Regions from separate parts of the Homo sapiens genome. Here all the other regions are linked to region 1. The links are chromatin loops, found by intact Hi-C in ENCODE. Cell type or tissue: endothelial cell of umbilical vein. All regions are shown on one strand.

The links. A loop is a pair of places that touch in the nucleus more often than their neighbours do. Peaks named below come from ENCODE experiments on the same cell type or tissue, not always from the same donor. Only the 100,000 strongest peaks of a DNase experiment are listed, where the experiment ranks them.
Region 2: it touches region 1 in a loop (7-fold over the local background); 3 of 110 quality-filtered maps call a loop at or near these places.
Region 3: a loop joins it to region 1, with 5 times the contacts of the local background. A loop is called at or near these places in 20 of 110 quality-filtered maps.

What each region holds. Positions count from the first base shown.
Region 1 is chr21:36,417,923-36,425,922 of GRCh38, reverse strand. CHAF1B (chromatin assembly factor 1 subunit B) reads right to left here. Exons shown (of 14, transcript NM_005441.3): 14 at 6,908-8,000. Among named protein-coding and RNA genes, the nearest start is that of CLDN14-AS1, 8.4 kb to the left of the region's middle. In endothelial cell of umbilical vein, CTCF peaks have their summits at 3,512 (motif pointing left) and 5,832 (motif pointing left); DNase peaks (open chromatin) are centred at 3,482 and 5,772; H3K27ac peaks cover 1,118 bases.
Region 2 is chr21:36,689,240-36,697,239 of GRCh38, reverse strand. All of the region lies in intron 1 of LOC105369308 (a long non-coding RNA gene), which reads left to right. Among named protein-coding and RNA genes, the nearest start is that of SIM2, 5.9 kb to the left of the region's middle. RefSeq lists an enhancer at 734-1,646. In endothelial cell of umbilical vein, a CTCF peak has its summit at 4,005 (motif pointing right); no DNase peak of the experiment used is centred here; H3K27me3 peaks cover 7,305 bases.
Region 3 is chr21:36,501,086-36,509,085 of GRCh38, reverse strand. It overlaps a transcript of CLDN14 not described here. Among named protein-coding and RNA genes, the nearest start is that of CLDN14, 25 kb to the right of the region's middle. In endothelial cell of umbilical vein, a CTCF peak has its summit at 4,687 (motif pointing left); a DNase peak (open chromatin) is centred at 4,665.

The DNA of each region.
Region 1 (8,000 bases):
TTGTAGTGGCACGATCTCGGCTCACTGCAACCTCTGCCTCCTGGGTTCAAGTGATTCTCCTGCCTCAGCCTCCCAAGTAGCTGGGATTACAGGCGGGTGCCATCACACCTGGCTAACTTTTTTGTATTTTTAGTACAAATGGGGTTTCACCATGTTGCCCAGGATGGTCTTGAACTCCTGACCTCAAATGATCCACCCACCTGCCTTGGCCTCCCAAAGTGCTGAGATTATAGGCATGAGCCAGGCTTGCTGTGTTTTTTAAATGCTTGTTTCTACATAGTGGCTGTTTTAAAGGCCTTTTTGCAACTGTGTGCATGAGAGCCTCACTCAGCATTGTCAGCTGTAGAAGCCGTGCCACACATAGCAGCCTCGTCCGCCTTACATCACTGGACGTTTCTGCAGCTGCCTCTGGTTCACGGCTCCCACCCTGCCTGAGTCAGCTCCCCTGGAGGCTGCTCTGGCCTGGGCTTCTCTGGTGGGTGTCAAAGCCAGCCGTGGTGGGTCGGGGGATGGTGTAATGACTGCAGCTTGAGAATGTGCATCTCACTCATCCCTCAGGGTGGTCCAGGGCCACCAGCCCACCATAGGCAGCTGCTCCTTTGTTGGTGAACAGTACGAATCCCACCGTCCCCCAAAGGGGACTTTCTTCCCAACATCTGCTTCTCAATAGCAAGAAACCCAAGAGCAAAGGGCTTTTTTTTTTTTTTAAAGAAATGGAGTCTCACTATGTTGCCCAAGTTTGAGCGCAGTGGCATGACCATAGCTCACTGCAGCCTTGAACTCCTGGGCTCAGCCTCCTGAGTAGCTGGGACCACAGGCTCTCGTCACTGCGTCCATGGAGGGCTTTTGAGATGTTAATTTGATAGCTTTTGACAGGGCAAGGTCTACTAGGAAGAGCAATATGAGCTGGGGCCCAAAAGCATTGGTTTGGACTGAAACCCCTGTAGCATGTGTGCCCATGAGGGGGTCAGTGGCGACAGTGACGGGGTCTGGAAAGGAGTAGCCCTGGCTGACGGGTTCTGAGGCTCACCACAAGGGACACCAACACCAGGCACTCCACACAGGGTCTCTCATTTAATCTGCACTGCAAGGCCTCGAGCCCAGGGCTCTCTGTCGTGTCATTTTACAGATGAAAAAAGCAAGGCTCAGCGAGGTTAAGCAACACACCCTTGGTCACACAGCAATTGGCAGAGCCAGGATCCAAGCCCGGGCACACTGGCTGGGAGTCTGTAGCCTTTAAACCATGTGATGGCTGAGAACCTGTGTTGTGCTGGATTCAGCTACGTATTAACTCACAAATTCTTTGGGTTGTTCCTGCTCACAGGGAAGGAACCAGCTTAACCCTGTTTGAATAGTTCCTGAATTGTTATGAGAGGTTATCAGAGTATGATATTTGATTGATATCCTCAGAGTATTCTCATTTTGTAGATGAGAAAATTTGGAGGGAGAGAGGGTATTGTACTAAATGTCTGGGAGGCCAGGTTAGCCACGGATTAAGGATCCAGACCCACGGCTGTTTGGAGTCTAGACTGTTGGTCAGCCCACCAGGCCACACACGTTCTCAATTCCCAATTCCTAGTGCTGGCCTGGGTGCAGGTTGATTTTGTGTGTCAACTTGGAGAGTGTTTTGGAGAAATTAACACTTAGATTCATGAACTCTGAGGAAGCAGATTGCCCTTTATAATGTGGGTGGGCCTCACTCAATCTGTTGAAGCACTGACTAGAACAAAAGTTGACCTTCCCTGAGCAAGAGGGGACTCTCCAGCAGATGGCCTTGGCCTTCCTCTGCACTGCTGGCTCTCAGGGGTCTCCAGGCTGCCAGTCCACGCTGTTGATTTGGATTTGTCAGCCCCAACAATCGCATGGGCCTGTTCCTTAGAGTAAATCTCTCTACACACATCCTGTAGAACCGTGACTGATAGTGGTTAAGTATCTCTCCAGAAATCTACATTTCTCTTGTGAGAAAACAGAACTCTCAACTTAAGAGGAAGCTAGGCCGGGTGCGGTGGCTCACGCCTGTAATCCTGGCACTTTGGGAGGCCGAGGTGGGCAGATCACGAGGTCAGGAGTTGGAGACCAGCCTGGCCAATGTGGTGAAAGGCTGTCTCTACTAAAAACACAAAAATTAGCCAGGCATGGTGGCATGCGTCTGTAATCCCAGCTACTCGGGAGGCTGAGGCAGGAGAATTGCTTGAACCCAGCAGGTGGAGGTTACAGTGAGCTGAGATCGAGCCACCGCACTCCAGCCTGGGCAACAGAGCAAGACTCCGTCTCAAAAAAAAAAAAAGAGGAAGCTACCTGTCTCAGGTAATCCTTTCAAACACCGTCAGGCATATGCTGCATCCCCATTTTACAGAGAGGAAAATGGAGGCCAAGGTCGGTGAAGTGAAATGTGCAAAGACCCACGGCAATTTATTGCTTAAGACAGAACTAAGCCCCTCTTCTAGCTCCAAAGTCCATGGTTTTCCACTCTCACCTCCCACACCCCCTTTCTCACCATCCCACACACTCCGGCAGCCCCAACTTGGGGGAGAAGCTGACAGTCACTTGGCTCGCTGGCCTAAGGTCCCCTGCCACCAACAAGGACAACTCCCTTGCCAGCCTTCCACCCACCCGCCTGGTTTAAGGTCTAACGCTAATATTAGGTGCTGCCTGGCCTCTAAAACTGGAAGGGCCTTGAATGGCTTAACTGCAAGCTCCCCTCCCCACTCTCCAGCCGGGCCTTATCATGGCCCCAGGCGCATCTCCTGTTTATCCCTGAGCAGCAGGCTTCACTTCCCAACCACCCCAGGAATTAGTCACATGAGCCCATCACATCCTCCTGTGGGAACCAGGGGGACCCCGTCCTCTTGTTACTGCAAAGCCGGCTGCCCACCACCCCTGCGGTTCACTCTGCCCTCGAGTGCTGCCCCGTGTGGCCCTGCCTGGACGGAGTACTCCCCCTCCCAAGCTGTGAGTGATGCGACTAGCAAACAGCTGTGCACCTCAGGTGTCCCGTGTTGGATGCTGTGTTTGACCATCCCGAAACCCCAGTGTGGGAATCCCTCCCTCACCAACAGGGTGGAAAGGAGGCGATCAAAACGCACCTCTGGTGCAGGGGCCGTGGGGAGAGAGCTGCTGCTAGGGGGTGGGCAGGCCACCTGGCCAGCCAGGCAATGTGGCGGGGCAGTGGCCCAGTGACATCAAGGATTAGGAGACAGGCCACGTCTAAGGCGGCCTTGAATATCGAGGATTCTGTGGAAATCAAAAGGACAAACAACTCAAATGCCTCTGGTGTCAACGACAACCAGCAGACATGTCAGTCCTGGAGGCATGGTCGGACTCTGGATGGGACAGTCACGGGAACAGCTGCCTATCTGATAAGGGGCCGCCAGGGAATTCACAGCAGTTTCCAACAGCAGAGCCCCACAGAGAGCAGGGACAAGAGACCTGGGCCCGGGAAGGAGACAGGGACAGGACTCTTTGGGGCAAGTAGGAGAGAAGGATTAGCAATACCGCCCCCTAGTGGCTTCCGCAAGTGCCCGGCCTGTTAGGAACCCGAGTTCCTTGCTTTGGGGGTGGCGGCAGTCACAGGGCATTTACTCCTTCCTGTAACTGTCACGTGAAAGCAGAATGACACCGGCATGGGGGGTGACTTTTCCCCAACACTCAGCCTCTTGGGTCGTGGAATATGGATGCTTGTCATGAAATGGCTGAGCTCCAAGTATTCCATTCCCCTTCAAATTTTCCAGACTTCCCAATCTCCCCCATCGGGGGTTCCCTACGCTGAGGGCCTGGAGTCTCCTGAGCTTTGGAAATTGCATGTGTCCGGCTCACTTGCAGAGGCTGACTCCGGATCTGGACAAAGCCCAGGCTTGAGGTGATGTTCTTTTGTTTTGCTTTTGAGCACAGCCAGCTCCACAGACTCAGAGGGCCGGAGGAGACAAGGAGGAACTCGAGGGAAGAGAAGACCTGGAGCAGGAGGGGCTGACACCAGCCCTCACTTCATCCCAGACTATACAGACTCACCAAGGGCTCTGACCAGGAACAGAGACCAGAGTGATTTCAAAGAAAGAATCTGTGATGACACTTGAAATGGCTTTTATAGATAATATTTGATGACGGAAGGAGACATCAGGTTGTTCTGGGTATTAAGAAAACAGAGGCTGGCCGGGTACGGTGGTTCACGCCTGTAATCCCAGCACTTTGGGAGGCCAAGGCGGGTGGATCACAAGGTAAGGAGTTCGAGACCAGCCTGACCAACATGGTGAAACCCCGTCTCTACTAAAAATACAAAAATTAGCCAGGCACGGTGGCAGGCGCCAGGTACTTGGGAGGCTGAGGCAGGAGAACCACCTGAACTCGGAGGGCGGAGGTTGCAGTGAGCCGAGATCACGCCACTGCACTCCAGCCTGGGCAACAGAGCGGGACTCCATCTCAAAAAAAAAAAAAAAAAAAAAAAAATACCAGCACTTGGGAGGCTAAGGTGGGAGGATCGCTTGAAGCCAGGAGTTCAAAACCAGCCTGGGTAACATAGTGAGACCCCAGGAATGAGATCTACAAAAGAAAAAATTTAAAAATGAGCATGGTGGTGCATGCCTATAGTCCCAGATACTCGGGAGACTGAGGCAGGAGGATTGTTTGACCCTGGAGGCTGCAGTAAGCCAAGATGGTACCACTGCACTCCAGCCTGGGCAACAATGAACCCCTATCTCAAAAGAAGAAAAAAGGGCCAGTCTATTACCCCCTCTGTATAATCATTGCTACAAATTTGTTACAGACTCTTTGAAAGGGGCAACACCTGTTGCTTCACGCCATCACTCAGAACTGAAACTTGAGGGAAAAACAGCCCTCTCTGCAGGGGACCCACATCAGTGGAAATATTTTCCCCTCCATGCTGACCTTGTCTACGCTAAGGCAGGACATAAGGTACAGGGGCCAGCAGAAGAAAGTGCCCTCCACAACCACCACCTCTCACAACTGAGTGCTTAAAACCACCACAGAATTTGCTAAAAGCAGGACATGGAAGGTAACAGCTAGATGACACGTGGTTCTGCCTTCGATCTGGGACAAAAGGGCCAGGCCAGAGACGGAGGACCACCCAACTGCATCCCCAGAGGCTGCGCACAGGCAGGCGTGGGGTCGACTCCCAAGGGGAGGGTGACAGGGAGGCCGGGTGACGAACAGGGCAACTCCAGACAAAATGGGGATTCATGCCAAGTGGGGAAGCAGTGGGGGACCCCAAAACACCCAGCCTGCCCAGAGAACACACCGGGTACCCTAGATGACAAGGATATCCTGCTCCTAGAAAAATCTAGAACGCCCCATCCGATCACTTTCCGTTCTCTCTTGCGTTGCCTCTCGACCTTCTCGGCTCGGCCCTTCTCACTCCAGGCTACAACCCAGTCTCCAACCCAGCTCTCCCAGGGCGCCTCACCACTCTGTTTTCCCTGTATTTACTTATGTTGGTCTCCCCAAGCCAGGATGTAGGCCCCAAGAGGGTGGTGGCTTTTGTCTGGTTTGTTCCTGAGGTGTCCTCTGGTACCCAGAGGATATTTGATAGACATTTCTTGAATGAATGAATGAATGAATGAATGAATGAATGAACAAAGGCATGGCCATGCACATACTGCTTTCATCATCCTCTCCCACCCCTGTCTGCTCAACAGTGTTCCACTCTGGGTCTGGCCATCGGGGCGGAAGCCGGTATCTAAGGCCACTCTGTTCCCAAGACCGGACAGGGGCGCGGATCACTTAGAGGAGGTGGGGCGGAGACATGGGACCTTCAGGCCTAAGGAAGCAGGACTGCTGAGTGGATTCAGTGGGGACAGTGACCCCCAGTGGCCACTGAGAATTTGTGCATGAAAACAAGTGTGTTACTTCAATATGCCAGGCAAGGGAAGTACAATCTGGCTCAGCTTCCAGCTGCATTAACTCAGTCTCTCGTTTCTCTGTGGGTGACCCCCCCCTACATTTTCTCTTACCCCTCTCCCCTACCAAAGCAAACAAAGTCCAAGGTTTTCTAGCTGTAGAGACTTTTTCTGATGAAGAAACAGGCACAGACCCATGAAGTAATTTGTCCAAGTCTGTCTGTCCTACACACACACCCAAGGTTGAACTGTAGCTTAATAACCAGGGAGGCTGCAGAAGTCCTGGGAGACCCCAGACCAGGGAAGAAGGGGCTGGAGCAGCTCATCCTCCACCTCCTCCCTCTCCCCATTTGATGTTTCCAGAGCCAAGGACTTGGAACCTATGTTGTTTAAGTGAACGCTGACAACTATTTAGGTAAGGAGGGCCAAGGGCATCGTTACACAGATGTGCTTTCAGCAAAGACGACGGAAGTGGATATAAGGGAGGAAACTGGAGTAAACGAGGACCCCAGGAGACTTTCTCCCCTGCCCCGTGGCACATCCTCCTGCCCCTCTCTGCTAGAGGGCCCTGGCCCTGTGGGCACTTGCTGAGGATGGCTGGGCCCGTTATCCACGATAACCCGAGGAGGCACCGCATACCCCTGTCCACCGTACGGGCCACTGCATAAAATGAAGGCTTCACCCTCTGCTGCCCACGCTGAGCCTCCAACTTTCTTCCTTCAAACGCCGACCTATCCTCACAATCCCAGATTCCAGGGAAGTCAGGTCAAGTTCTCCCAAGCAGTCTCCCCAAGCCTGAGACTGATTTTCTTCTAGGCACCCCCAGCAGCAGGAACTAATATTCAACAGTAGAGTTGCTAGAGACATCTGGAAATACTGCTCAAAACAGAAACAACGACCCCTCCAAGTACAGATCCAGAACCATGAGAAGGATCTTCAACCCAGCAGCCACTGTAAGGTGGAAGCCTGCCCAACCTTCAGGCTGGGCTCCCTTTGCAAAAGCTTTCCCAATACACTGCCCAGATGGTTGCAGGCAGTTTTAGACTATGACACTGAAGTGACTTCACTTGGTCTTTTATTGCCAATTTTGATTTATATTTAAGGATGATGGCTGAGAACAGGCAGGCCATCAGGGGTCCCCCACCCCAACTCCCACAATCAATGCACAAGAAACAGATTTGTAAAACCTAATACTGTTCTTCTTTTTCTCTTTTTTTTTTTTTTTGAGACAGAGTCTCGCTCTGTCGCCCAGGCTGGAGTACAGTGGCACCATCTCAGCTCACTACAAACTCCGCCTCCCGGGTTCAAGCGATTCTTGTGCCTCAGCCTCCCGAGTAGCTGGGATTACAAGTGTGTGCCACCGCGCCTGGCTAGTTTTTGTATTTTTAGTAGAGATGGGGTTCCACCATGTTGGCCAGGCTGGTCTCAAACTCCCAACCTCAAGTGATCCACCCACCTTGGCCTCCCAAAGTGCTGGGATTACAGGTGTGAGCCACCACACCCAGAAAAACCTAATACTGTTCCTCCCCAGGTATGGCCAGGAAGCAGGCTGCTCAATAAGGACAGGGGACCCATGGTCATTCATCTGTCTGCACAGGATCAACAACTGCAAACCGCACCTCACGCCAGCCACATGACACTGAAAGCTGTCTCTTTTCAGAAGAGCTGATGGCACCTCCTGCATACTGTCCTTCAGTCCGCGGCCCCAGCAAAGGAGGATGTCAATCAGTGACGGGGCAGAGATAATCAAGAAAATGCTTTCGGCTGGGCGCGGTGGCTCACGCCTGTAATCCCAGCACTTTGGGAGGCTGAGGTGGGCAGATCACGAGGTCAGGCGTTGGAGACCAGCCTGACCAACATGGTGAAACACCATCTCTACTAAAAATACAAAAATTAGCCGGGCGTGGTGGCGGGTGCCTGTAATCCCAGCTACTGGAGAGGCTGAGGCAGGAGAATCCCTTGAACCTAGGAGGTGAGGTTGCAGTGAGTGGAGATTGCGCCACTGCACTCCAGCCTGGGTGACAGAGCGAGACTCTGTCTCGGAAAAAAAAAAAAATGCTTTCAGTGGAAATGCATTTAACCAGAACAGACCGTATCCAGGGAAAGTTTTTTCCCTTAGATTTCTCAATCTTGGCTGCGCATCAGAATTAC
Region 2 (8,000 bases), 270 kb before region 1:
AGCCCGCTCTGGCACCTCCTGGGCTTCGGGAGGATTTAATGCGTTTCTCACCCCCACGGCTTCCGACCCTCAATTATGGACCCGGGAGAATTCCTCCTGGGCTTGAAAGGGATTACCCAGATCGCAGAAACATGGCTAAGTGGAAGTGGGAGAAACCCGACAAGTAACAAGAACGGAAACTTTCCTCAAGGCAAATTTCCCGGATTTTACGGGAAAGCGCACTTATCTTCCCAGGGACAGCCTCTGTTCACGTGTCCGCGAGGCAGGTTCGAAGCGCGCTACGGGAGGCAGAGCAATGCCGTGTTTGAAGACTGGAAGATACGTGGGTGTGAGATACCTCCAGGCCCAACGCCTGCCCAGCAGCTGCCCAAGCAGACGTTGTGTACTCGGCTCCCCCAAGCACATCCTTTCGCCGTACACGCGCGCGCGCGCACACACACACACACATCCACACACACACGCAGCTGTGGCTCTGGGGTCCCTGATGGCACCACGCAAAGTACCAGAAGTACACGGGCACCGCACCTCGAGGTTTCCCAGGTAGGAAGGACAGGGATGCCTCTGTGGAATTGTGAAGGAAGAAACCCAACCCTTGGTGGGGGCCGTCCCGGAGCTCTCCCTGCTGGAGGGGGAGCCTCGGGCCCTCGGAAAAGGACACTTAGAGCTAATACCCACAGGCCGTATGTGGGATAGTTAGTATGAAGCTGGAAGCTCTGTTGGAATGGAAAAGTACCGGGCAGGTGCTCACTAGAGTGGTCAGGAGCATCGGCGGTGACCGCAGATTGGGACACCTCCTATGTCTTTCCCTTCTGGCGCGGGGAGAAGAAATTCCTGGTCCAGGTATTGGGCCTAAAGCCGAACGCCCAGCTCAGAAAGCCCGGACCAGCCTCGCGGGCCCCAGGGGGGAGGCAGAGATGGAGCGCACGACCCCCGAGTCCGAGGCACCGTTCTAAATGGCGGTTCACCCACTGGCCCCAAAGGAGCCTGAAGAGTAGGGAATGAAAGGAGACTGGGGGCTGGAAAAGGGCGGTGTGGAGACGGGTCGGACGCATTGAGGTCCGGACCTCTCAGTACGTCCCCACCCGCAGTCTGTCCCACTGCGCGTGCGAGCAAGCCGCCTCGTACCCCACCTCTTAGAAATGTTCCATTAGGAAACTTATCTGGAAGAAATTCAGGCCCCAAGAGGAACGAGGCGGGCCCGGATCGCCTCACATCTGCTTGGATTTTCCGCTTCAGATGCTCCGCAACTGTTCTTCCCCAGGCCGCGCCGGCGCCTACCTGCGATCCATCCCCAGCGGAAGCCGACTCGGGAGAGATCAAGGGAAGAACTCCGGCCGTTCCCCGCGGGATGGGAGAGGCTATTGCAGTGGCAGCAGGAGATCAGAGACCTTGTCACTAAGGAGGTGGGGGAGGGGGAAGAATTTCCAACCTCTGAAGTGGAGTTTAAGAACTTCCACTGCCCCAGCAAGCAGAGGCAACAGAAAATCCAGGACTGCGTTGATTCAAGCCTATTTGGTTTATACGCTCTTGTCTACATCCGCAATCAGTTATGATATGGTTACTCCAGAAAAGTCCGCTTGGCCCAGCATCACATATATGACCTTTTCATGGCTGAGAGGATTTTTGGTCTGGGCTATCTGAAAGAATTCCTCGATTTTTCACTCCTTTCCATGTGTAAACCCTGTGGAGACGTCACCAATTGTCCTTGGGGTCATTGCTACTTCCAGAAAGGACCGGGGGACAATTACAGTATTACTACCCACAGCTTACAAATAATTACAGGTATCCAGACCAAGTCGGAAATAATTTATTCCTGCAGAGGCCAAGACCCTAATTCGTTCTGTTTGCTGTTTCCTCAAGTAGTAGAGAGAAATTTATGTCTCTTTTTTGCTTTTTTTAATAAATTATTTCACTGGGAGTTACTCCCTGGGAGAGTCTTTTCTTTTAGGTTGGTCAACATGTCTGATTATCTCATTACATGCAGTAACCCCTGGCAGATTGGCCTTTGTGCCCTGGGTCTAGAGACCCCATTAGTCCAGAGCCATCGCGCCCAACTGGGTGACCACAGCTCTCTCTCCCGCAGGAGAGAAGAGGGAGGGATGGAGAAATCCCAGGGGTGGGGGATAATGCCCACCTCCTGGGCCGCTTGTGGGGGTAAGGAGCTGCCTGAAGCTGATCGTCTTGGTTCATGTGCTTGGACTTGGTTGTCGGGGATAACTTCGGGTTCTGGGATTGGGAGTGAGAGAGGGTCCTCAGGCAGTGTCTCCTGTCCCAGGATTTGCATAGCTGCTGCCCAATTCTCCATTCCCCTCAAGGTGACGCTTTTAGGGGAATAAAAACGGTGTCCTTGGTAGTTAATGATAGTGATTAATTAATTAATGGTAGTGACTAGCAAAGTCCTTGAGCGAGCGACCAAAGCTGCACCTGGGTTGCCACACGTTCCTTCTAATTTTACCTGGGGTCGAGGGGTGAGCCCTTTCCCCTGCATTTTCCTTCCCTGTCTCCCAAGCCTGCTCCTCTTTCTCGCTGGTCCCTGAGAAGGCTTCGGGACTTCGGTGGGCCCCTTACGATGCACACAAACATCCAGTGACCGACCTTCAGTGAGGGTGGGGACTCATCTCGAGCACCCAGGGGTGGCTCCCTAGGCCTGACCATGGATTCTGGGGAAAAGGACAACGACAAGGGAGCCCAGCGTCCAGCGACGACCTCATCTCGCTCCCCCTCACCCCCGCCCCCTACGACCTGCCTCCCTCTCCCAGAGGGCTCTCGGTCCAGATTAACGGAAACATGGCCTCAAAATCCTGGGTCGGGGAGAGGCAGCACATCTGCTCCCCAGCAAAGCCCTCCTTTCGGTCTGGAAACATCCCCATGGCTTCCAGAGGGCCCAAGAAGCATCTGGAATCCCCTGCGCTGGAAGAGTCTTAGTCTGGTGTGCACTGAAATTCCTCAGTGGTTACATCAATTACACACCGTCTTGAAATCTGAAAACCGATTAGTTCATTAATGACGTCGCGAAACAGCCCTTCAAAGACACGAACCAAAAAAATCCCATTTAAGAAACAAAACAAAACCTATCCACCTAAGATAAACCTTTCTGTACATCAAGAAAAGCACAAACTACGGGGCTTACATTTTTTCCCTAAGCATATAATAATTGTAATAGCCAACCCTTAACATAGAATGGGGCTGCTATAGTCCTTTAAAGACACAAACTCGTTTGGTTTGAATAATATAGGAGGTCTTATTTGCAAAGCAACGCTATCAGCGAGGAATCTATTCCCTAATCTAAACAAATCCGTAAGAAGAGGCACGTTCATTCATTGGAAGTTTAAAGAGAGAAAGTTACAGAAAGGCCGGCGGGCAGGCGGGCCCCGCTGGGTTGGCCCCTCCAGCCAGGCCGGGGCGCGTGTCCACCCCAAATCCGGGCGTGGACATTTTCCCGCTTCGAGCGGATTTTTCTTTTTCTTTCTTTCTTTTCTTTTGAAGGTCAGCGTGAAAGGTGAGTTTTCTGAGAGGTGTGTGTCGGGGAGCCCATTCATTCCTTCCAGGAGGAGGAGACGAAGCCCACGGCCTAGAGCTGCTCCGGGTCAGAGGTTCCGCCGCGCAGGGCGAGCGAAAGCCGGACTTCAGATCTGAGCGGCGGCGGGGCCACGCCGGGCGTAGGGACCGCACCCCATCTGGTCAGGCACTGGGGCGGTGGCACTGGGGCGGTGATGGGCCCGGGTCGCCAACTCTCCCCGCCCTAGGCCACACACACCTGGGCTTTGGGAGCTGCGGGCCACACTCGGGCACGCACGCGGCAGGGGCTGCTGGAGCGGTCACAGGGGCAGGCTCCCCGGTCGCCAGAGGTCTCCTTAATTCCGCAAAAGGGACTCGGGACTCTACCCCCGGCCCTGGGCGCCGGCTCAGCAGGGGGTTATTTCGAAGATATCATTATTGGGAGTCGCGGTCCTGCCTTTTGCGCGAAGTCTCGGGACCGCCCGCGTGGTTAGAAACGCAGGCCAGGCAGGTGGGCGGAAGGGGGCGCAGTGTGCACGGCCGCCGGAGCGGCTCGCGCACCTGGAGAAGGGGTCGTTCAGTGCGCGCACACCCCCCAGGTAGGGGCCTCGGTGCGCACCCCGCCACTGTCTTGTGCGGTGTTGGGGTGACTTGCGTGACACTCAAGTGAGTGCCTGGGGCCGCGCGGACGTCTGTCCTGGCCCTGATGCGGGCAGCCTCTGCCCATCTCCCATCCTCCCTCCCACTCTCCGATCAGCCGCCTCTCCGCCCCCACCCTCCCCAGATTCTTCCCGCGCGGGGAGTAAGGACCAGGGCTGGGACCCGCGTGGGGCGGGCGAGAGACTGCGGGACCCAGCGCACGTGGGTGTTGAGATGTCTGGTGAGAATAAGAAGCCAGTGCTTTCTTAGCTTCGCCAAAGCCCCCAGCGGTATCCCCAGCTCTCGCCTACTTAGACAGAGTCCTGATCTGAATCCACGCGCTGGAGACTCAGCCTTCTCCGGGGAGACCTGGAGTGGTCCCGATTGCGGAAGAAGGTCCAACGCCCTCCACTGTCCCTCGCCCCTGCCCTAAGCCAGAATTCCTTCTAGGTGCTAGAGCAAATTCCTGAGCAGTCAAAGAGTGCAGCACATTTTCGTGTGAAACGAAAGACTTTAAATTAGCACGTTTTCCAGCTCAAGAATATTTTCCCTGGACACAGCATCGGCTGCTGGTAACTTCAGGGTGACTGCAAACCGTGCGGTCTGCCAATAATTTTGGTCCCGACTCCAGTCCCCTCTTCATTTTTTAGAGGACGAAAACAAAATAATCTCGGTGATTGCACCATCGTCCTTCCCATCCTGCGAGTATAGACAAAGACTTTAACCTGACAACGGAATTCTTTTGGGTGCTTCTCTCCCACAAGCTTTTGAACCAGGCAGAGTGAGCCCTCGGGCGCCTTCCTCGGGAGGGCACACAGATTTGCACAGTCGGGACCCTTCTCGTGGCTTTTCTCTTTGTGGGAGAGGCGGCGGTGGTGCGAGTGTGCGCAGGGCTCAAAGGGGCTGGGCAAGTGCTATTCCGCTCCCCCGGTGGAAGCCAAATTAAACCGCTTTATTATGATGTGAGAGACCTATGTTCAATCTTGCATTTAATTTTGGAGAGGTCCTCCTATTTGCCAGGCCCTGCGTTATTGACAAATCTAATTTTTGAATAAATACAAGCAAAAAGAGCACGGAGGTGTCGCCGTGGGAGGAGCGCCGTTCAGTGACACAGGTAGACGCTGGCTTCCTCTGGCTAAGCAGCCGGCGCCACGTTCAACTTGCTCGGGAGCTCTCGACACTGGATGGAAAGCCACAGCCTCCAATTCCTTTTAAACAATCTAAACAAGGTTGTGAGTCCTGGAATACTCCTGTGTGAATTTGCTTTATTCCTGGATAGTTGGGAGCCGGGGAAGGAAAAAGATAAGCGCTGTTGTTACTCATGCAAAAATAATTTTCGCGTTTACTGGAGTCTACTTAAGGTAATTGACCAGAAAATACCTCCCTGTTTAAGCAACATTAAGGGTGCTCCACTGAAAGCTACTTGAGTTATTTGTACTTCTGTTTAGCCTGATCCCTAGCCGACATTTTCGCAGAAGCTGTGAGCTCTGACAAATGCAGGAAAGTGGTTTCCAGGAGAGATACACCTGCGAAAAGTACTTGAATTCCAGAGCTGACCCCACCCATCTGTTCTTTGACAGGGTGTCACTTGGACCCTCCTTGATTGAGTTTCAGTAGCTGGATTTTCTAAAAGTAAATCCCAGAAATGGAAATTCATACTCATTATCTTGCACAAACATTTTAATTTCTGAGTGGCCTGCGTTGGGCCATGGAGCAGGAACGTTTCCTGCTGTAGCCACAGCGATCCCTTAAAAGCTGCAAAACGTCAGCTGAGGATTAGAAAGGCAATAATTCAAACACAGAGAAAATTCCTAACTAGAAGAAAAGAAAAAAGGCTCCAAGTGAAGTTACAAAATTTATATTTGTACAAAACTCCTTTGAACAATTATTTGACAGTAACCGTCTTTTTCTAGTTATGTTTGTTGACCTGAATTTCTCAGCCACCCTTTGCATGTGCGAATCGTGAGACTCTTGTTCTCAGCAAAGATGACTAATGGATCTTTTAGAAATTCATGCTTTGATTTTCTGTGTTAGCCGTGGAAGCTGCTTCATTTTAGATACTTTATGTGATGGCTGTCAAGGGAAACTTGGGTACAATTTCTCAGGAGTATCTCTAAAAACATTATTCATAATTAAAAACTGATTCATAGAAATCACCAGAAAAATTATGGCACATTATGTTCAAACATATTTTTAGGCATGTGGAATAAATAAAATCATTTTGGTCTGGCTGAGTAATACTGCCTCCCAACCTTCCTCTCACGGTGCCAGGAAGTCCTCATATAACTTCGTAGATTTCAGAACCGCCTGTGTGACACGAGCCAGAAAACATCTGTGTTTTCTCCAGGAATGTTCTCTATTGATAATGCAAGTTACAATTCTGTTCTTTAAAAAACAGCTGAATAGTGTAGCCCAAGGGGTGGGGAAGGCAGTACTGAAAGGAGTATCTTTAATAACCTTAGGATTGTTTTAAAGGGGGAGAAAGACTATAAGAAAATTCCACGTGATATAGTCTGAAAGATGGAATAAATTCACTGGAACGTAGACCCACCTCATTATAGGCCAGCTGATGTGCCATGGTTTTTTGGCATCTTAGTGGTGAAATTCCCAAGAGCAATCATTCTTTTTTTTTTTTTTTTTTGGAGACAGAGTCTTGCTGTGATACCTGAATGGAGTGTAGTGGTATGATCTTGGTTCATGCAACCTCCATCTCCTGGGTTCAAGTGGTTCTCGTGCCTCAGCCTCCCGAGTAGAGAGTAGATGGGACTACAGGTGTGCACCACCACGCCAGGCTAATTTTTGTATTTTTGGTAGAGACGGGGTTTCACTATGTTGGCCAGGCTGGTCTCTAACTCCTGACTTCAGGTGATCCACCCGCCCCCCACCTCAGCCTCCCAAAGTACTGGGATTACAGGTGTGAGCAACCATGCCTGGCCCCAAGAGCAATCATTTTGCCTCTACACTTTGCTCTGTAGGAAAAAGCAGTACACGGAGGTCCCAAGGTATTAGCAATACCAATCCCTTCAGCTGGTAGTTGTGTGAGTATAAACCCCTTCCTGGTAGAGAAGTAGGGCAAGGCTTAGGAAGGCTATTTGGTGGCCTGCAGTGGTTAATGCATCTTCTGAAGTCCTCGGGCTCACAGTCTAACTTGTCTGGGCATTGGTGGACTGTGACAATACATATGAGTCGCTAATATTGATTTAGAGAATCAGTATTAAATAGGACAGTTAACTTATTAAATAATCCAAAGTGACACAGTTGCACTTGCTAAAAATTGCTCCCATTGACCTACCTAAAGCAATGGATGCAATCTGCAGTCTTGTGCACAGTTGCTTGGATGCCTGATTTATCAGACCATGTTCATTCTCTTCACAGGCAACATGGTCATGGAAAGTGCGATGACTTAGCTGGTGCGTGAAGGTGGCTAAAGCAGATAGAGGGTTGCATGTTTCAGGCACTCACTTTCATGTGTGGTCTAGAGCTGGACTAGCCTAGATACAGCTCGTGCTTTGTGCTGCAAAAGGAATGCAGTTCTTTGGACTGGAGTGCCTTCATGCACTTCTGCCTGCACACCCACTGTTACTCACGGAAACACCCACGGAGTGGCCACAGTGTGCCAGTCGCTGAGCCAGGCCTTCAAGTGATAAAAGGGAGCTCCTGCCATGCAGGTGTTCACAGTCCTGACAGTGACGTTAACTGAGAATCTGGCCTGCTCATTCATGTATCTCAAGGGATTTAGAAGCATTCACAGCTCTTGAACAGTATGTAATTCTATTTCTGGTTATTTGTCCAGTGGAGATCATTTCTAAGACCAAAAAAGTCTTTTTGCATGAGTATTTGCATATTGGTTAAAGATGCAAGCT
Region 3 (8,000 bases), 83 kb before region 1:
TGGTTTTTATATATTCTTTCAATATTTACCTAGAGGAAAGGCTGAGTACTCTAAATAAATAAAGGAAAGGCCCAGCAGGAAGAAAGGGCCAGCGGGGAGCAGCCTCAGCGGCTTCTTTACCTCCAGAGAATTCATTTTTTGCCTCAAACTTGCAGCCTCCTCTCAGCAAAACAAAAGCCCCACAATTAAGGACGCCTACCAACCCACAGGACAATGTCCTGAAGCCAGCCCCTCGAGGCATAACCCCTTACTCCAGAACCTTCCATCTCCCACACTGCTTCCCCCAAGGGGAGTGCTAAAAAGACCATTGTCTCTCCAACTTGTGACTGTTTTCAGTGATGTTGCAGACATTCAGCTGGCCCACCCTGGCTAACAGAAACCTCGGTGGTTTCTTCCCAAGAGCAATGGCCTCAGTGCTCCGGTGTCCTTGTAGAGGGTGGCTCTGTGCTTGCTTGCCCTCTGACCACTGTAGAGGATGGCTCTGTGCTTGCTTGCCCTCTGCCCACTACTCCTGGCTCTCCGGGGCCCCCCAACGCATCTGTCAGATAGGCCATGACATAGAAGGACTGCGTGCTCTATGGGTCTTTATAAGCTTAATTCCGGCTTCCTACCCTAATGCTGTTTTCAAATCCCCTTGGTCATCTCTCCCAGCCTTACAGTGCTGTTAATGATGCCCGATAGGATTGTGAAGGATTTCCACCTGTCCTTAAACTTCACCCTCTGCTTCCTTCATCATTTCCATGAAGGCAACTTGAGCTGCCTGGAAAGTAGCTTTTTGACACTTGGCATAATATTCTTCCTTGGTCTCTTTAGGGTGAGTCTAGAACAATCACTCAAACACCTTTTACCCATAACTGTGAGTCAAAACTGTTCCCTAGAACATGAAATGAGTGGCAGAAAGGAAGATCACAGTGGAATAAACAGTGCATTTTGCAGAACACAACTCAGGACAGCACTGAGAATACTCTTCGGCCAAGAGCATTTGTAATATAGTGTAATGTGCTAAGGACTCCAAAGACAATCTCCTTCCCCAGCTCTCCCTGGCTGAGAGCACAGAGTGTGATATGTATGTGTGTGTGCATGTATACACATATATGTGTGTATATTTTTATTTATGTGTATATATGTGGTAATTATATACAACTTTTAAGAAAAGTATTTCTGAGACCAATGGTATCATAGTGAATCAGCACTGTGCAGGGTGGAATTAAACAGGAAATGTGTGTGTCCCGTTTGTAAATGTTAACAGTGCTACTGGTTCCCAAGACACAAGACACTCCCTCTACTTATGAACCAGGGCCAGGCAACCTTTTTCTTTTTTTGAGATGGAGTCTCACTCTGTCACCCAAGCTGGAGTGCAGTGGCACAATCTCAGCTCATTGCAACCTCTGCCTCCTGGTTTCAAGTGATTCTCCCGCCTCAGCCTGCCAAGTAGCTGGGATTACACGTGCGTGCCACCACACCCAACTAATTTTTGTATTTTTAGTAGAGACGGGACTCCACCACATTGGCCAGGCTGGTCTCAAACTTCTGACCTTAGGTGATCCACCCACCTTGGCCTTTCGAAGTGCTGGGATTACAGGTGTGAGCCACCACGTCCGGTCAACCTTTTTTTATTGAAGTAACCAAACCCAATTTCCTTCCCTCTCATTCCATTTTCACATAGTAATTAAACACTCAAGCGGTTGTCTCTGGGCTTTCTCACCTGGTGATGGCCACAATCCCTGGAAGCCTTGGGTCCTCTGCCACATGTTCCTCTGGGTTTTATGGGGTCCCCAAGGCTCATCACTAAAAGATATACACAGCCATGGGTTGAGAGAACACTGGGAGTTGTGTGTTTTTTCCTTGTTGATGTCCCTTGAGCTTAAGGGCAACTACTATTTTGTGCAGCCGCTTGTGTCAGGTTGTGTCTTTGGCTGACTGATATTTGCTGCCATTTCCTGTAGTGCTTTTTTTTTTTTAAGAGGGAGCATCTCATTCTGTTGCCCAGGCTGGAGTGCAGTGGTGTGATCATAGCTCACTGCAGCCTCGAGCTCCTGGGCTCAAGCAGCCCTTCTGCCTCAGCCTCCTGAGTAGCTAGAACTACAGGTACACACCACCATGCTCAGGTAATTTTTTATTTTCATTTTTTTAGAGACAGGGTCTTGCTGTGTTGCCCAGGCTGGTCTCAAACTCCTGGACTCAAGGAATCCTTCTGCCTTGGCCTCCCAAAACACTGGGATTATAGGTGGGAAGCACTGCACCTGGCCTCTTGTAACTCTTGATGCTCTGCAATAGATACCTTGCTCCCTATTAAATTGATACAATTTTGCTTTTTAAAACGTCAGACCACATACAAGAGTGTGAAGTTAAAAATGAAAGTCCTCCCCGACCTTGACCCTTGGCTCCACCCCCCAGAGGTGATCGCTGTGAACGGCTTTTTGTGCAGCCCTCAGAAGGTCTCTCTGCATGACAGAAATGCATTTGTTCTTTCTTTTTTTTTTTTTTTTGAGACAGAGTCTTGGTCTTTCACCCAGGCTGCAGTGAAGTGGCCCGATCTCGGCTCACTGCAACCTCCGCCCCCCCGGTTCAAACGATTCTCCTGCCTCAGCCTCCCAAATAGCTGGGATTACAGACATCCATCACCACACCCAACTAATTTTTGTATTTTTAGTACAGATGGGGCTTTGCCATGCTGGTCAGGCTGGTCTTGAACTTCTGACCTCAGGTGATCCACCTGCCTTGGCCTCCCAAAATGCTGGGATTACAGGCATGAGCCACCGTACCTGACTGCATTTGTTCTTGTTTACACAAATAGGATCATGCTGTACACACTGCACTTCAACTTGCTTCCTTCACTTAACATTGTGTCTTGGAACTCTTTGCATATCAGTAACTGCAGAAGCATTTAATCTTTTAATGGTGCATACTAATCTGTGTGGATGTACCGTAGTTATGTAACTAATCTCTTATAAAGGACATTTACATTTTATCCAGTTTTATTCTCTCAGAAAGAGCCAGAGAGTATTGAATCCTGTATTATTTATGTCTTTGCTTACTTTAGGAGTATAACTGGGGGATGAATTTCTAGCAGAGAAATAGCTGAGTTGAAGAGTATTCACTGTTTACATTTTGATAGATATTACCAAATGGCTATCCAAAAAAGACACTGACAGTATGCTAGTGTAACAGGGCATTTTTCAGAGAAGACAAAAGCCAGCTCACAGTTACCCATAAATGGAAGTCCACAGTGCCTTACGCCTCCCCTCCATCCAAGCCGGCTGGCTTTGGGTGGATCAAACCAGGAAGGGGTTAACAATGGACCTCTCTGTGTGTTTCTCTTCTGAACCTAAATATGTCAGACTTGGGCAATCCTGAGTGGTTTTGCATTTTCTTTTCACTGTAACCACCTGAGATCCTCTTGTCCCAAAGTCAGTGCTAGGCTGATTGTCTACATTGGGCAGGCGAACTGCTGGGAGTGGCAATGGTGGAATCTCTGAGCCTTTGCAGAAATGTTAGGTTCTGGTGAGCTGCTGACTGTGGGTTCAGAGGCTGGGACTCCCCGAGGTGTTCTGTTCTTAGGATTTCTTTTTAGCTCTCCAGTCATCCTGTCCTTTATCATCTAAGTGCTCCTGTTCTTCAGCCCTTTCTTAGCTGTTTGGTCTACTAGAACATTATTCAGGAGTATGATGGCTTCATCGTCCTGGAATTGCCTCCTCCAGCAGCTTGGGGTGGGCTGTCTGCAGTGCTTCAAAAGCTATCTGGGCTGAAGGGCTATTTTTTAAAAAATTCCAATCTATTATGGACCAATACTTTTGTAAAATACTAAAAGAATTGAATTACTGGAAAAATGAAATATGAAACAAAGACATATGAAATACAATCCTGATTTCTTTTTATTAGATTTAGCAGACGTAAACCTGTTTAAATTTGTTATACAAGTTTTGAGATACTTACTGTCCATTTCTGTTCTCATATAGTGGAGATTGGTAAGAATTTGAGCAGCATTGCTCTAAGCACGTCTCTGGAAGCTTCATGGGCTTCCTTTTGGCCCTAAAGCTTGTATTGTTTTGCTGAAAAAGTGATTCTCACCCAGCAGGGAAAATCTTCCAGATTTTCAGTCAGGGAGGGCCTGGGTCAATGCCCAGGGTTAACACTGGGCTTGGCTTCAAGCTCAGGACCCAGTCCTATCAGCCCAAATTTTCTTTTCCACCCAGCTTTTCCTATCTCTGGGAGCAGTGACTCATGGGTACAGGGTACCATGATCTGCTGTCTTCAAATCAGAAGATGTCATACTCTTTCCTTCAAGTTTTACTTCTTATTTCATTGAAGTCAACATCAGCCTTCCTATCAGTGTTACCATCTCTTCTCTATAACCCACTGCAGACTAGTCATGAGTTACACGCAAAATGTGAAATTTGGGGATGTGGATAAAAGGGAAGCAATTGTTTTCTATCAAGCCATTAAAACTTTTCAGTTTCCTTTTTAAATAATTGTACACTTCATGAGATACTTCAGATAGGTCTTAACACAAAGAAAGAATGAGCCACAACCCCCTAAAATATGAGGTGGTTAAAATATCTTTTGTCTTTAAAGGGGGTGAATTATTTCAATTTTAAATCCTTGGAGAAAATTGGCTTTCAGATTGCCTTTCGGAACCTGAAGTAGCAGGTCACAGCGGCATCTAGTGGAAGTTAATGGTATAACAGTTGGCCTAGACTAAGCAGAAAAAGAGAATACAGTAATTTCAAAATATTGTATTTTTTTCTTGTTTTTAACTTTTTTCTGAGACAGGCTTGAGTGCAATGGCACGATCATAACTCTCTTCAGCCTCAAACTTCTAGGCTTAAGTGATCCTTTTACCTCAGCCTCACAAGTAGCTGGGACTACAGGCGTGCACCACCATGCCCAGGTAATTTTTTTATTTTTACATATAGATGGGATTTTGCTATGTTGCCCAAGCTGGTCTTGAACTCCTGGCTTCAAGTGATCCTCCCACTTTGGCCTCCCAAAGTGCTGGTATTACAAGCATGAGCCACCACATCTGGCCTTTTTAACATTTTTGAAGTTAGGGTGTGACATACTAGATAGCATGTCATAATTTAATGAATCTATTTTCTTTATCAGTGATACTACATCTTACAATTGATGGCATCTTAATTTCATCAAAATATAATTTTTCATATAAAACTTTGTAGGATGCCATTCATTCAGTAACTCAGTAATATTTATTGAGCATCTACTTATACCTGGAAGCTAATGACTTACTGTATGTATTGTATTCATTGCATATATTTTAGTTGTGTTATATTCAAAACTGTTTATTGTAATGCATAATGTAGACATTTATACATTAATGCATTGATATTAATCAGACCTAACTCCATTAATTTAAAAATCCATTCTTGGCTGGTGTATTAGTTCATTTTCATGCTGCTGATAAAGACATACCCAAGACTGGGCAATTTACAAAGGAAAGAGATTTCATGGAAAACTCATAGTTCCATGTGGCTGGGGAAGCTTCACAATCATGGTGGAAAGAAAAGAGGAGCAAGTCATGTCTTACATGGATGGCGACAGGCAAAGAGAGAGCTTGTGAGGGAAACTCCCATTTTTAAAACCATCAGATCTCTGTCACGAGAACAACGTGAGAAAGATCTGGCCCCATGATTCAATTACCTCCCACTAGGTCCCTCCCACAACGCATGGGAATTCAAGATGAGATTTGGATGGGGACAGAACCAAACCATATTAGCTGGGCATAGTGGCTCATGCCTGTAATCCTAACACTTTGGGAGGGCAAGGCAGGTGGATCACTTGAGGTCAGGAGCTCAAGACCAGCCTGGCCAATATGGTGAAACCCTGTCTCTACTAAAAATACAAAAATTAGCCCGGAATGGTGGTGCACACCTGTCATCTCAGCTACTTGGGAGGCTGAGGCAGGAGAATCTCTTGAACCTAGGAGGCAGAGGTTGCAGTGAGCCAAGATTGTGCCACTGCACTCCAGCCTGGGCGAAAGAGTGAGACTCTATCTCAAAAAACAAAAAAATCCATTCTTGTCTAAACCCAGTAGTTCTCAAGCTGGCTGCATGTTAGAACTGTCTGTACAGTTTTCTAAACCATCAGTTCTCAGACCACACTTCTCAGAGATCTGAATTAATTGGTCTAGGAGTGGGGCCCATTCATTAAGAATTTTTCAAAGCTTCCCAAGTGTTCTAATGTGTAGCCTGGGTTGAGAACATTTTCCTTCCTTTAGGTCAGATGGATTCAAGATTACATAGATGTTTTAGTAGTTGGGAAATATAAGTGTTTGGTTTTATAGTAGACAACTCGTATCTTTATTACCATTTATGAATGCAAAGAAACCCTATCTATTAAAGCATTAGTGGATAACACTGAAACCATGATATTTAAGGAAATATTGGCTCCTAAAGACATCCGTGTCAAATACTGTACAATTTGCATTTGATTCTTACACACCCAACATTATTTGAAGTGAACACCATAATAAGATCAGGAATGCTGATGAAGTGTAAAACAGTAGCTGTAAAGTTTACAAGATGTCTCAGTAACATGAAGCCTCTCAAGTGATGTCTATGCACTAAAAGAAAGCAATCTAAGATATCAGTTCCTCGGAATATCCTTTTCATGGCTGAAAGTGAACTCTGCTCATTTCAGGACTGACCCCTAAGCATACTACAGAGATGGCATAATGCTCTTGACCCCCTAGCTGGTCCAGTAGTATAATGTGATACCACATCAGACCTCAACAGGCATAAGAATAGTATTTCATGGGAGCCAGCCTGCAGAAGAAAGGACGCTGTTCATTTCTGGACCCTACCTCTTGCTAACTTTGTAATGTTGGACAAGTTATTAAACTCATCAAATCTGTTGTTTCCTGGTATGCACAATTCGGATAATAATTCTAAGGTTCAGCTATTGCGGATGTTGGAGTTAACATAGGTAAAAACATGCTACTCCTCATGATGGTTCCCTGTGACTGCTTTTGGCTCATTGTGGTGTGTTACAGAATATTCAAGAAAGAATAGCACCATTAACCCCTTCCATCCTGCCTCTTCCAACCTCTACAAACTAGTGTGCAGGGTTTGGGCACTGGGTCTATGTTTAAACAATAGCTTAACGCCTTTTGGGTTCCTTGGATTTGATTTAAAAAAAAAAAAAAGGTCTTTTCAAATTCATAAGACTTTCCATCCAGTGTTTCCTTGTGGCCTAGTAACAAGATCCTAAAATACATTCACTTTTATCTCCCTCCTGCCATCAAAAACAACCCCTCTCGAGGGCCAGGGGCTGGCTGGGAGCCTGGGGTGTGTTCAACTAGAGAAAACCATGGGCCCTTTAATTTAGGGCCAGGCTACTGAAAAGAGAGACTAACAGAGCCTCCCAGTCTCCACCCATCACTGGGTTGAACGTGTGAGTTTGGAGACAGGGGGTGGCGTACCTGTCAAAGCAGCAGAATATCTAGAAGAAAAACAGTAGCGAGGAGATCTTCAAGGAGGAAATTTAGGAGCTTTTGGGCTTGTTCCCTAAAGCCCATAAGTTCTAGTTCAGTTTCATAGTCTCAGGCCCAAATGTCCCACTGACTTCAGGGGGACCTTGTCTGTGCTCTTTGAATGTGACCCGCCCTGGGTCAGATGACCGTCTCCATGTCCCAAAGGTCAGATTTAACCTGGTTTCTACAACTCACACTAATGTAACCCAATCATGGTTTCACTTTTCTAAAAAAAAAAAAAAAAAAAAAAAAAAAAAAAAAAAAGTGAGATATTGACTGAAACTCCCATTAATAATGTATTTCAATGCCCTGCAGATGTGGCAATATAAACAGGCAGTTTTCTTTGCTCTTCATGTTGCTGATATAAACTGGGCAGATACATTTCATGCAAATGGGGCTTGATGTGGATGAAATCTTTCAGCCCTCAGATAAGCCATCATCCTTTTCTCTTCTAAGGCAGAGAAGGAAAGATGAGGGTGACATTGAAGGGTTCAGGATGTGGCAGGCCATT